Regions from separate parts of the Mus musculus genome. Here region 2 is linked to region 1. Evidence: chromatin contacts called from ENCODE POLR2A ChIA-PET data. All regions are on one chromosome and are shown on one strand. The core of a region is the stretch at or near the end of the contact, and the rest is flanking DNA. Distances in the headings are between cores, read along the strand shown.

What was found. ChIA-PET counts read pairs that join two places held with the same protein, here RNA polymerase II (POLR2A).
Region 2: POLR2A ChIA-PET joins it to region 1 with 11 read pairs in embryonic stem cell. The contact joins two enhancer-like sites. POLR2A ChIA-PET finds 5 or more read pairs at or near these places in 3 of 5 experiments (Patski and embryonic stem cell).

The regions. Positions count from the first base shown.
Region 1 is chr2:71,686,771-71,693,966 of GRCm38, reverse strand. No RefSeq gene overlaps it. Among named protein-coding and RNA genes, the nearest start is that of Platr26, 29 kb to the left of the region's middle. Within about 2 kb of position 3,121, at least 2 of the 3 ENCODE cell types and tissues checked have a DNase peak (open chromatin) inside an H3K27ac peak, as active enhancers do.
Region 2 is chr2:71,742,218-71,749,413 of GRCm38, reverse strand. It overlaps Gm17250 (a long non-coding RNA gene), which reads left to right. Exons shown (of 5, transcript XR_866415.1): 2 at 482-545; 3 at 1,751-1,910; 4 at 5,789-5,955. Among named protein-coding and RNA genes, the nearest start is that of Gm17250, 4.7 kb to the left of the region's middle. Within about 2 kb of position 4,438, at least 1 of the 3 ENCODE cell types and tissues checked has a DNase peak (open chromatin) inside an H3K27ac peak, as active enhancers do.

The DNA.
Region 1 (7,196 bases), core at 1,872-4,371:
GACTGGAGTCCGGTTTCATCCTAACAAATTACACCTTCAAAAACCCTCTTACCAAGGTTACCTTCTGTTAGAACTTCAGCATAGGAATTTTGGTGGCTCATGGCTGAATCCGTAATACATCTCTCCCTCTTATAAGGCAGGATACAGAAGGATTGCTGTGGGGCCCAGCAATGGCAGTTGGCCATTGTGCACAGCAGAGCATGGCTGGAGAAATAGCTGCCCCAGCCTCTTTCTTGTACCACTCTCAGGGGATCAAACCTACCAGTAACAGGACAAGGGAGGCAAGTAGATCGATTCTGGGAAGGTCAGTCTTCTGCCAGCACAAGTCAGAGAAGGAAGAAGACTGAGTGGTGTGTATGCATGCAAATGTTCCTGCAGGTGTAGGTTTTGGGGGGTCGGGGGGAGCAGCTGAAGAACCAGACAGAGTCTAAATGGGTTAGGGATAAGAGGTAGACCAGTGAACATGACACAAATGATTTGGACTCTGAGGATACACGCCACTTTTACACCCATTGCACATTGTTTTCAGTGGGTTTTTTTTTTTGTTTGTGTATTTGCTTGTTTTGTTTTTTTATTTTTTATTTTATGCAAAATAGGAAGAATCAAATCCAGGGTCATGGGGACATTGGAGACCCTTCGCCACTGAGCTACGGAATGCTTTTCAGCATTTCTGATCACTTCTACATTGACGTTCTTAAATCCTCGGCACTTTACTTGTTTCATTATTGATCATTGAGTGTGTTAGTAACTCTTCTATTTCTGGGATAAAACACTGCCACCAAGGCAACTTAAAAAGAAAGTTTAATTGGGCTTATTGTTCAGAGAGTTAGAGTCCATAATAGCTAAGCAAAAATGCCTTATGGAAGGAACAGCCGAGGGCTCAGAGGCACGCAGGGCATGGCATGATCTTTTGAAATCTCCAAGTTTAACCTCAGGGTCACACCTCCTCCACCAAGGCCACACCTCCTCATCCTTCCAAACAGGCCCACCAACAGGGACCAAGTATTCAAACACATGAGCCTGCAGGGGCCATTTTCATTCAGACCACTGACGTCAGCAATTTGAATGATATTTCTGATAGAGTCTCACTTTATGACTCCATCAGAGCCACAATTTGTATCCTTAAACAACTCCTGTGGTTCTCAGACTAGACTATGATCCTACGTACCTCTGTCTTTGTACAAGCTATGAGCACCTTCCAGAATGTCTGCCGCCATTTTTCTTCCTCCCTGAAGAACTCCTAGCCATTCCTCATTGCCTAGCTAAGGAGTGCCTGTTCTGTGAGTCCTCCCCGATTGTCTCAAGATGCCCCTGAGTTGAGTTAGCACTTTGCACATGTCTCTATTTTCATGCCTATCTATAATTATTCCCACCTGCTTACTCCAGAACATCTTACATTACTGAATATTCATTCGACACAATCACCTGCGTGTGTTAGGCACTTTAGACAAATACCTGTGAAAAATAAGGAGGGAGTTTTTATATGGGCTCATGGTTTTGGAGGTTTCAATGCAATACGATAGGCGGCTCTGGTGGGGCACAGCAGCTCTTGTGTGATGGTCAGGAGGGAGGGAGGGAAGGAGGGGAGAGAGACAGAGAGAGAAAGAGAGAGAGAGAGAGGGAGAGAGAGAGAGAGAGAGAGAATGCCTCCTCTCCTCTAGCTGGCTTCTCTTTTCATTTTCTTAGGGCCCTAGACTACCAGATGGTAATATCCCTATTCAGAGCAGTTTTCCCTCAGTTATTCCTCTCTGGAAACACCCTCACAGACACTGCAGAAGTGTGTGCTACAAATCTCCCAGGCGCTCCTCAGTCCATCCAAGCTGACAGTGTCAGGTGATAGTTTTCCCCCTTTGCCTCATGAGCTCAGTCATGTTTGTGCTTTCCTTTTGTACAAATGAAGAGACAAAGCTTAGGGGAGGCAGAAGGCCTGCTCCCCACCCTGCCCCAAATAAAACGTTTAAAATTTTACTATTACTGTGTGCGTGTGCATTTGATGTGCGTGTAAGTGTGGGCTTACCACAGGTGTGTAGCACGGAACGTACGTGGAGCTCAGGAAAGGACCGTGAAGTCAGTTCTCTCTCCCATCCTTACACAAGCTCTAGGGGCTGGCCTGTTGTCTGGCAGGCTGGCAGACAACACCAGCACCTTTGCTTACTGAGCCATCTTGCCAGTCCTGCAAACTGAACTCTGAACTGCAGTGATACACTGCTTGCCTCAGCAAAGCCTTAGCACCCCCTCCCCGCACCCCCAGATCTCTTTAACTTCTACTTGAACAAAACGAGGGGCTGGGGGTGGGGAGGAGGGAGCAGTTGTTCTGATGTCCATCAGAGTATAATGTCTCTTCCTACCCAGGTTAAGACAATGAAGAATGGGATGATTTTTTTTTTTTAATACCTTAGTTTTTTTGGTCCTCAGAAATTAGCGCATCTCAACCAGACAGACTCTTCAGTTATTGCTATACAATGCAGCTTAACTTAAAATAATAATAATAAAAATGTCTCCTGCTCATACAGCAAGCACCACACTTGATACACGGAGGCATTTGGCAAATATCTGTCCATAGTTAGGTAGCACCATAACATTGGCAACTCAAGCTAGCTGCCTTGTAAGGCAGCCAGTGGTGCCCTGGCACGTGGAACCCCTGGCACATCAGTGTTCAGCCGGCCCCTGGCAAAGGCTGTCCAAATAGATTTGCACCCGGAGCCTGGAGTTCACAGGAGCCTCTGCGGTGTCTCTCTCCTCCTGGCTCACCAGGGAGAGGAAAGCAAGTGTGTTTCTACCTGCTAAGTGCTCAGTTTCCTAAAGCCTTTAGACATACCTGCTCCTCAATACACGGGCACAATGCCAACAAGGCCTTCGGGATGAAGCTGGGCTTTGATTACGTGGGGGCGGCGTGGTTAACGAACCTTTGATGTTGATAAGCAGCTGGGGAGCCCTTCATCTCAGCACCCTCCACACCCACCCCCTGTCCTTGGAGGCCTAGGATCCAGCGGGTGTAATCATTCCCCACCCCCGGAGGGGGGGGGGGTCAGATTGAGTGAAAGCGAGCGCCCGAGCGCCAGCCCCATGGCAAGACCAAGCTGCTGCAGATGCTTTTCCTCCTGTGCCAGGAAAGGCTCGAATGCAAAAACAAACGTATTTATCACTTCCAAGCGCTCTGCAGGGCAGGGCATCCTGCTGTAGGGTGGGGTGTCGTGTGCACTGGGAACAGTGGCAAGCAGCCAGTGGAAACTTCGCCTTGCACCATGGTTCCCACCACCCCGCAGCCGTCCTGAAGGCCAGCATATACCAGGGTCAGAATCCTGCCTCCCAGCCAGCCCTGAAGACACAGCAGGCGCCGGGCAAGGGTTAAGCCCTAAAACCACCCGCCAACCAACAACTGCCATAGAGAGCAGGGCACTGGGACCAGAGAAGCCATGCCCACTTGGTGACTAAGACTCTTTTTCGCCCTGAAGTGTGGGCCAACAGAGTTCTGGAACATGAACAGGCAAGTGAGGATATGTCTTTGAATCCTGGATGCACACACACACACCCTAAGGCTTCCCGATTAAGCAACAGAAGGGTTCGCTGCTCTAAGACAATTCTACCCTTGCCCAGCGGCCAAGAGACTGACTGGCCATTTCTGGATATGATGGAAGTCGATGCAGATTATAGAAGTTTTGCAGCTCACAGGCTCTGGATAGTACAGTAGCCCAACCCCACCTCCCCACCCTCCCCAAGCTGGGCTTTCCAGATACTAGAACTCTTTACAAGGCAGATTGGAGCTTGTCAGCTTCCAGCTGAACCTCCCTAGGAACCATAGGAACACCCCCATGGGTACCATTCCAGACTTGCTGCACCAATCTGTCAATCCCCCTCCCCCTACCTGCCTCACATCAGCCCACATTGCCCCAGGCAAGCCACCTACCTGCTTTCCTACCCAAAGAGCATTTTTCACTTCTCTGCCTTCTTCTGCTTCTGCATGGCTTAAGGGAGTCTCTTGGGTGAAGGTTTCTTTGCCTTTCCCACTGTCATCTAGACAAAACTTGAGTGTTTTCCTGCCTGGGCCTTTGTAGTTCTGTGGACACACCATCAGGTACAATAAACCAATTGTAGCTGACTTAACTAGCATTTGATTGTACAGCCTCATCAACTGAGACCTGACTATGAAGGTTATTGAGTAAAGACTGTGTGTGTGTGTTTTGTATGTGTGCATACGCATTCATTTGTTTATGTGCATTCATGTGTATAGTGGATCTTCATATATGTGCACAAGCGTGGAGGCCGGAGACCAACATTGGTGTCTTTTGAATTGCTTTTTACCTGGTACTCATAAAATGAATGAGAGTAGCCAGCCACTGAGCCCAGGGATCCTCGTCTCCCCAGTCCTGGCATTAAAGCAAACGCTATGGCCTGCCTTGGGATTCCAACATAGGTCTTGATGTTAGTTCGCAAGCATTTTACCGCTTAGGCAATCTCCACAACCCCGGTGGGTCCTTTTCATTCATCTATCTAGTCTTAGTCCAGTCACTGACACATAATAGGTGCTCAATAAACAGGACAAAGAAATGACTAAATGTCCTTGCTTTTCCTTATGTCAAATAATATCATTCTTAAGCCTTCTGGGAGCTAAAGGACATTTATCTGCAGGAAACTCTTAGCTCTGGACAAATTTCCATCATTCCCGCATCCCAAGGCTGTAACAAGAGCAATATGTAAATTAACTGCTTCCAGACGAGGGAGCTCCCAGATGCTAACCAAGTCACTGCATGTTCAGAGCAAATCCAAACCATACACAGAAGTGAAATTTCCTAAACAACCCAAGCTCTGCCTGCGTTTCACTGTTCCGGAATCTTCTTCTGAATGGAAAGGCACTCCACAGAAGAGGAAAGATTTTAATGGTTCTCTTATGGCAAGTCTTTAGTCTTTTATTTCTGAATAGACTGCATCCCACAGGAAGATAAGATAGGGTAATGCTCTTCATCAATGGCCTTAGGCCGGCTCTCTCCTTCAAGTCCACAGCTGTCTCTGCGTGATGCTTTTGTGCTCTTTTGCTTTAAAAAGCACTACTATCTGATGAATTTCATTATCCTTATTGAGAGCTTGTTACCGAGCAAGCTCTGAAAATATTATTTGAAGCTTCTCTGTTAAGTAACTGCATTCAACCCTGAAGCAAATATTTAACATTCTCAAAGATAGAATTTATAGTCTCCACATCCTTATGATAAAATCAAATCACAAGCCAGGCGGTGACGGCACATTCCTTTAATCCCAGCACTCTGGAGGCAGAGGCAGGCGGATAGCTGTGAATTTGAGCACAGTCTAATTTATAAGAATGAGTTCCAGGACAGCTAGGGCTACACAAAGCAACCCTGTCTTGAAACACAAAATAAACAAACGAAAATTTAAATCACAATAGAAAATAATAAATATTTCTGGAGAATGTTACATCTACAAATCTCCTTTGTATACATAAACTCATTGGTGAGAAATGGTCTAATTCCTCAGTACTCTTGACAAAAAAGGCCAAAAGATTAATATTTTCCTTTTCTCTTTACCCTGAAGAACCTCCTCTATATGTTGACCATATAGTTGGAAAGGACACCAATGATCCAGTTATGACTCTTAAATATTTTAATTAAAATATATCTATATCATTTTCCACCTTTCCTTCCCTCCCTCTAATCCCTCCATGCCCAACTTCCTTCTTGCTCTCAAATTGATAGCCTCTTTCTTTGGTTATTGTTATAGATAGACAGACAGACAGACAGACAGACAGACAGACAGACAGACAGAGTTTATTAGTCAGGGTTTTCTAGAGTCACATAACTTATGGGATGTCTTTATATATTAAGGGAATTTATTGTAATGATTTATAGTCTGTAGTCCAATTAACCCAACAATGGTCAGCTGTGAGTGAGAAATCCAAGAATCTAGTAGTTGCTCAGTCCATGAGGCTAGTTGTTGCAGCTGGTCTTCTGTATAAGCTGGAATCCTGAAGAAGTAGGTTCCAACAGATATGCTGGCAAGTACGTGCAAGCAGGTGAAAAAGAATGAGTCTTCCTTCTTCCAATGTCCTTATGTAAGCCTCTAGCAGGTGTGGCCCAGATTAAAGGTGTGTACTACCACACCTGGTTTTGAACTCGGAGATCTGCTTGCCTCAGTCTCCTGGGATTAAATATACTACCTTGCCTGGGCCTAAGGGTTTCACAGCCGCTAGGCCTCAAGATCTCCATGTCAAGATCCAGGTCAGAAACCTGAGTCTTGCAGCCACAAGATCTGGATCATAGGTGTGCCCTCCATTTCTGGATCGTAGTTCATAGACAAGTGGACAACCAGGAATAGCCATCACAGATAGAGTGGTGGTTTGAATAGGAATGGCTCCCATAGGCTCAGGTATTTAAATGTATGGTCATTAGGGAGTGGCACTACTTGAGAGGAGTTAGATATGTCCTTGTTGGAGTATGTGTGGCTCTGTTAGCAGAATGTGTCAATGAGGGTGGGCTTTGAGCTTTCAGAATCCAAGCCTGTCCCAACGGCTTTCTCTTTCTGCTGCCTGTGGATATGAATGTAGCTCCTCCTTCAGCACCATGTCTGCCTGCACCCTGCCATGCTTCCCACTGTGATAACGGATTTAAACCTCTAAAACTGTAAGCCAACCTCAATTAAATGCTTTTCTTTATTAGACTTGCTGTGGGCCCAGTGTCTCTTCACAGCAATAGAACATTGGCTAAGACAGACAGACAGATGACACTTAGTTGTACAAATATATAAATACAACCTGCTAAGTCTGCTTTTGTTGTTTGTATGTACATAATTTTAGTATTGGATAACCAATTAGGGGGCTCATTCCTGGGAGAGTCTAAAATTCTCCCCTTCTCCTCGGTCATTAGTTGCCTGAAGTTCTTTGTCTAGAAATGGGCCCTGTGAGATCCCTTCTGTGTTAGTGTGACTGCTGACAGGTTGCCATTCAATTTTTGTTTAGAAAGCCGTTTCTAGGAGACAGTTTTACAGCAGACCTCCTGGTCTTCTGGCTCTTACAATCTTTCTGTCACCTCTTCCCTGACCCTTAGGTGCAAGAGTTGCATTGAAGATATGTCAGTTAGTGATGGACTCCCTTTGATCTGTTGTCTCTGCATTGAGTCTAACTGTAGCTTTTTGTAATAGACTCCATTTGCTAGAAAAAGAGGCTTCCTTCACGGAGGGTAAGAAGTATT
Region 2 (7,196 bases), core at 3,189-5,688, 54 kb before region 1:
GCAAAGGCTTTTTTTTTTTTTGGTAACAAAATGGCAGGCAGATAGTGAGTAGCTGGCCGCTGCTCTCAAATCATCGAGCTGCAAGCCTTGCTTACTGTTTTAACACATTTGATAGGGACCATGCTAAGAGGTAGCTCCCAGGATGCCACATATCAGGTGCAATTTTAGGTTTTTTGTGGAGTAGTATAAGATTTTGTATTTTCTATTCATATTCTATTTATTTTATTTTATTGAGGAGGGTGTGTATGTGCCAATTTGCAGCTGGATGCAGATGTGCATATGTGAGTTCGTGTACCTAGCAGCCAGAAGACAATCATTCCTCTGGTATTTTCCACCTTGGTTTTTGAGACAGGATTTCTTGTTTGACCTAAAACTTGCCAAGTAGGCTAGGTGGGCTCTGCTTCCTCAAAGTTGAGATTGAAAACTCACACCAAAACATAGGGCTTTTTTTTTTTTTTTTTTTTTTTTTTTTTTTGCATAGGATCTGAAGGGGATCAAACTCGGGTCCTCTGGCTTGCAAGGCAAACGTTGTAAGAGCCAAAAAGGTATGTTTTAAGTTTTAATTACTGTGCCTAAGAGATCCATGGAACAAAAAACTGTTGCTAACCTTTAAGTGTCTTGCCCAAGGACAGATCTTTCCCCGAAATGCTGGAAGCTATTGCTTATGGGAGAAAACAAGCCACATGCTTCACTCCCTTAAACAAGTTTATTTGGCCTAATCGTACTGGATGTAGGTGTGAGGTACGTAGGCAGGAAATACGTCAGGATGTATGCTTGCCCCTGATTGGATGTAAGTGGGAGGTACACAGACAAGAAGTGCTTCAGGATATATGCTTGCCGCTGATTGGACCTGCTGAGAAAAATGTAACCTTATGGGTTTGCCTTTATAAGCCTCTGCAAAATATATGACTTGTAGACATTTTCTGGGAACCCAGGAATGGACCTGGCTAGAGTCCATCATCTGGGCCAGTATTCAATTAATTGCTTCAAATATGGCTCAAGATGGTGGTAGTGGTCTTATTCTTGCCCAGTGGGATTAGCAACGTCTATTGAGTTATCACTTTTTATACTTGGTCCTGTGTCCTAGCGGGAACCATCAAGTAAACAGCCATCGGATAACTGAGATTATCTTTAAGCCTAGTTAAGGGACACACCCTCAAAGGGAGTCTATGGGTCGCTAAGACTGTTTGAAATTTAGAGGGTTGTCCATGTCAAAGCAGGGCCTGTTGTAGGTACACTGGTTGGCAGGGAGTCCTGAGGGTTCCCAAATAAAGCAAAGATGTGAATAAAGAGAAGGCATGAGTACCCCTGAGCTGGAGTTACAGAATCCCCCCCCCCCCAAAAAAAAGAAAAAAAGATATGCAAGACAGACCATTACACTGCTGATGAGAGATGCTGGGAGAAGAGGAAGGTGAGAAAATTCAGTCAGTAACTTGAGAGAGACATGGGGAATAACAAAATAAGCCATGGAGAAGTTTTAATTGGTCCCAGTTCCTAATCCATTCCTTCTTCTGCAAGGATGCCAAATGTTCTATTCTGGGCCCTGGTGAGACGGTATGTGTTCTTATGTTGGCCATCAATACCTGATGCAGCCTGGGAGAACCTACAACCTTGATATCACACACCCCAGCTTGGACCAAGTAGCAACACCTGTGAGGAGGAAAGGTCCAGAGGAAAATCTCCTGGACAAGATGTACAGTTTAAGACATCAAATTTCACAGAACACACTCACTTCTTCTTTGGTTATCAGTCTTTATCGGGGCAATAAGCTGATCTGCCTGGTGTTTCTATGTGGCAAAACCACAAAGAGTCTATTTCTTGCCCTGGATACATCCTGACCTTCACAGACCCACTCCTCTGCCAACGGCTGGCTGCGTGACTGACAAAAGGCAGGCAGGGTGCATGAAGTGGTAAGTATTTCCCTTGGGCTGGGCTGGGATCTACAGACTTAGTATGGCAGAATTGCCCAAGTCCCTGAGTGAACAAGGCAGGAGCCATAAGTGGCAGCCCTTCCTGGTGGCTCTTTAGAAGGCTCAGTAGCAGGAATGCACACTTGGGGCATAGAAGCAGATTCTGCATCTACCCCCCACCAACTCCCTTTCCTGCCACACTTATTGTACTTCCAGGAAGTATCCCCAAGTTGACCCTTCTCAAACATCACCAAATAACCATACTTACTCCTGTTTCCCCTGTCCCAACAAGAGCCCGATTGTAGTTAAAAAAAAAACGTATGTCTTAGCCAGGTGGTTGTGGTACCTTTAATCTCAGCACTCAGGAGGCAGATCTCTGAGTTGGAGGTCAGCCTGGTCTACAGAGAGAGTTCCAGGACAGCCAGGGCTACACAAAGAAACCCTGTCTCAAACAAACAAACAAACAAACAAACAAACAACAACCCAAGAGGCAGCACAGATCTTAGAGTCTCCTGAGGGAGCATTGGTGACAGTGATTTCTGCTCGCCTCTTCTCTTAGGATCTGGTTTTCTCTTTGATCAAAAAAAGTAGGGGCAGGCGTTAAGGAGGAAGCACTCTTAGCATTTTTCTATAACTATCATTGTTAGCATTTCTTCTAGGCACCGCCCCGCAGTTACTCAGTTATAGTGAGTTCATAAAAGGGGCTGCTTGCCTATCCTCAGTCTCTGCTTCTCTTGCTCTCTTACCATCTTCCTCCTCTGTCCCTTCTCCCCCCCATTCCTCTCCACCCCTCTCTCCATGTGCTCATGGCCGACCTCTACTCCTCTTCTCCTCTCTCTCTCCTCTCTGTCTCTGCTCCCTCAACTCCCCTCCCATGCCCTGAATAAAATTGTTTGTTGAGCCTTTAAGTTCCAAATTCTGCACTCACAGCGGGCACCCCTTTGTAACAGTAGACAGTGGGTGGCAGGGTGCATCATAGAGGGAGAGATTTCAGAGTTGAGACTTCTAGAAGAAGCAATTTTACATGTTCTCTGGAATTTCTAGACAAAAAGTTAAATGAACCAAGAAGAAGCACTCTCATCCCTGTACCTCGAAGACTTCTAACACTGTTCTTTGGCTAAAATTTGATTTTCTTAAACTGTACATACAACTTTTGATCATGTGTTTAAGTAGGCCCATTACTCTGGCCCTATCTGAGGAGTCTCTGTTGTTGTCTGAGGATGCTGGAATCAAAACCTACAGGTGGCATGCAGAAAGCTACTCTGCACATGGAAAAATAAAAAACAGATGTGAAGCTAAGCCCTCTCAGGCTCGCGTCATAGAATTTTCATGTTACTGACTTACCTGCTTCTCCAAACCAAAGCCAAAAGCGATGGAAAGATCTCCAAGTTACGGTAACACAGCCTGGTTCTGGAAAACAGGGAAGGGGAAAAGGCACTGTGTTCTCAAAGAATAAAGCCCAGGGGTGAATGGGAAAAATAAATAAAGAAAGAAAAAAGAAAAGGAAAGAAAGGAAAGGAAAGGTCATGACCGCTTCTAGGTGCAGGACGAAGTTTATTATAAATAAAAGGGAGAGCACAGCCAGGGGCAGGAACTGGGATATCTGAGAGTCCAGAGTGGACATGACCAAGTTGAGCTGGGCCATGTTGGGAGGGGTGTGAAGGGAGAGGAGAGGGAGGGAACCAGGTGGGGCAGCCAGAAGACCTCCTCCTCCTCTTCCTCTTCCTCCTCCTCCTTTTTTTTTTTTTTCTTGAGTGCTAGCAGATAGGTGAACCTCTCTGAGTGTGAGGCCAGTCTGGTCTATATAATATAATATAATCCAGGCCAGCCATGGATACTTAGTGAGATCTTACCTCCCCAAACATAAAAGAAAGAAGGGAGATGTGGGACACTTTCCCTGTTGAAACAAGAGCCTAGGAAGCTAGTGTCTAGAGTCTTATTTTAGATTCGCACCCCCTTATCTCCACCCCCACCCACCCCTATCCCCACTGCTGCTCAACTTGTTAGCGTTAGGCTTTTCACTCCCACAGCTCCATCTCTATGCTTGTGGCCCCATAGTTTTGCAAAACAGATCCTTGTATCCCCTGCTCTCTCCCAGTCTTATTAGGATTCAATGTGGGGATTTAAAACAAAAGCGTGGCATTCCCCGGAAGCCCGGCCTTCTAGTCTCTTTCCCATTGCTATGTTAATGAATCCATTGGATGTCACTGTGACCTACAAGCTCCAACACTGGGGGTGAGTCCTGTATCTGAGCTCCAGATGCATTCCACCGAGGAAAAAAACAAAACAAAACCAAGGATCTGAGAAGACCAAGGGGGATTGGAGGATTTGGGACAAATTCTAAGACCCAACTCTGAACTGTGAGAAAATGTGACTGGTCACAGTCCCCCTTGTCATTAAGGGTGAGAGATGGCTGGGCGGGCAGTTCTGCATCGCAGGGATTGCTGGAATACTAGCAGCTGAAGAGGAAGTGAGAGGCCCATGGCAGGGTGACCTCAGTGACAGAAAAGTCACTTCACTGTGCTGGGACGGCTCAATGGTAAACATTTCTCTGTCTGAGGTTTGCCCCTAAATAGAAATGCTGATGGTGCGTGTCCAGAGCACAAGGTCCTCTCGTGGGGAAGGAGGGCTTCAGAGATTCGGAGAACTTTATTTTCATTCACTAATTTTTTTAAAGGCTGCAGGATTTGGGAGTCAGAGGTGTATTTGAGCAGTCTCTCATAGATTTTAACTAACTCATTCCTGACCATTAATTTCTAAAGCGGCTCAAGTGTTTGGACTGTCTCTTTGAGGTTCCACGCACAGAGACCTTCCTGAGTGACTCCACACGAGTGAGTGTGGAGTTTCGGGAAAGACACTGTGGCTGAGGAGACCACCTGGTATCCAGTCAGCAGCACACAGTTCCTAGCTTTGCCTCCATGGCTCCACAAACAATGCTGAGCCTTCCCAAGCTCCAGCACAGCTGAGGAAATTCCCAGGGCTGGTATTCCAGACGTTCGATGTCCGTGGATGTGGGGAGATCTGGCTGTGGGGAACACTACACGGAGGACCGTGCAGATAGTAGTCAGAGGCTCTGTGTCTGCTGAAGGGCACAGCCACCCATGGGATGGGCCACTGGAGCCTCGTATTCAAAAGCTTTTTGAACAAACAGTCACTCTGGCCCTCCATGGCATTTGTCATTCATGAGCTTGTCTCTCTTCCTCTGGATCTTGGAAAACGTTTTATACCTTCATTTCCTCATGGAGAACGGTCTCCTATATAGTTTTTTTTTTGGGGGGGGGGGAATGGGAGGAGTTGGCTGAGTCACTACAGCTGAATACTTACTCCCCCCACCCGGTCCCCCCTCCCCCATTCAGATAAGGTGATTTTGATAATCTTCAAGTTGCTGAGGAGGCCAGGGCTCTGGTTTATCAGGGCTTAAATGAGTCAACCTGGAAACAGAATCCATTCTACCAATAAAATACCTGATGGGCATTGGATCCAAAGAAGTTCTGTTATAGAAAACATAACAGGTGGAATTTAAAATGTAGAATATCAAAATAAGTGTAAATGACCCCACAATGTAGGTCACAATTAGAAAGGACAATATAGTGTTACGGCAGAAAAATATGTCAAAATTAATCAGAAGCAAGGTTGAGTATTAGGGCTTACACATATGCACACACATACACCCAAGAGTATAGCTTTGCATGTCTGTGAATCTGTCTATAAATACATGAGTATGTAGATGGGGGGGGGCAGGGGGAAGGTCTATTACTCAGCAAAGAAAAGCCAAGATTAAAATTCTAGGATGAGTAGATCTCTGGGGACATGAGAGGTGGCAGTACAGCAACCAGCCACAAGTCTTGTGACTTTTGCATGACGCCTTTGCCTTTAAGCAGGGATCTAGTGACCCAGCCTCGTTGACTCCTGCTGACCTTCTGATCCCTGGACATAGCCTACGAAGGTACTCTAGGCTGCCTCAATGCTGCAGAGTCCTGTCCAACTAGTTTGTTGCGATGCTTAACGGGAAGACTGAACTCTTTTCTGGACAACAGGCAGACAGGTGAGCCTAGAACCTGGGAGCAAAGACACGTTTGCAGAGAGGCAGCTGTTTAGACCACAGCTGTCGCAGGCAAAGTAGCAGCGAGAAGAAGACTCAGATCTCAGAACAGTGTTTCCAGATAGTATCTGAGGCAGGGGGATGTCATGCTTGTGAGCACTTCACAGGAATTCTGCTCCAGCAGTGAAAGGACTCTTTCCTCACTTCCAGAGGCAGACACTTTATCCCAGGAAAGTACAAACTCCCTCAGGCAAGCTTTGCTTGGAATTTGCAGCCTTTGAAGCGACCTTTGGGTCACCAACAGCCATCCAGTATGTTCATGGGACAGTATGGAAGCCAAACACGAAAGGAAAAGCCCGGGCTCCAGGAAAAGCCTGCACGAAGGAACCCAGCTTCCTACTAAGTTGGAAGATAATTTTCAGGCATTTGGCCCAAGTTCCTTAACTAGACAGAGAGTTAGTTATTCTTTCAAAATTCATACCTTAATAAGTGCTTTTGTTTTATCCCTGGAATAATTTAATTCAAAGTCATTTACTTATTGCAGTGAAAGATTCAAGCTCAAAGATATTTAATTATGCCCAACCTTTATCCCATTAAGCAGATTAAAAGCCTTAACATATTGGCTGGCCTCCTGTACGGCTGGTCCCTTAGATTTGCATGTTCAATTGCAGTTTGCAAGAAAAGCAAGAAATTACATCAGCCTTAAAACAGTATTTATTCAGGATTTGGTTCCATTCTGAGCTTTAGACTTGGCTTAATTGTACTCAGCAAGGGAATAATATTCCAGTGACAGCCGCTGAATTCATAAATACATTTCTGTTAGCGAGAAAGGCCGAAAGAGTCAAGCAGTGTAAATTATCTTTGGCTACTGAGCAATTACTCCTTCAAGGACTTGGGAAAGTGTTAAGACTTCTGGTTCTATGCCAGCGGCGCTCTCCGACGTGGAGCTGAGTTAAAGGAGAGAATAGCATGCACCTACATAGAAGATGAGTCTTTCATGACATAGAGCTCCTTAAAAGAGCTCAAGAAGATATCTGAGTGCCCTGATGCCTAGCAACGACATTTGACTTACCGCAAAAGGCAGGCAGATACATATCTTGGAAACAGGCTGTAATTATGAATGATGTATATGATACAATATTTTCATGCATGACCCAGTTTTCCCTGACATGTTGTACTGTACTGCGACATAGTATAAAAGTAGAGCCATCTATGCTTACAGATATGCAAGAGGTCTACATTGG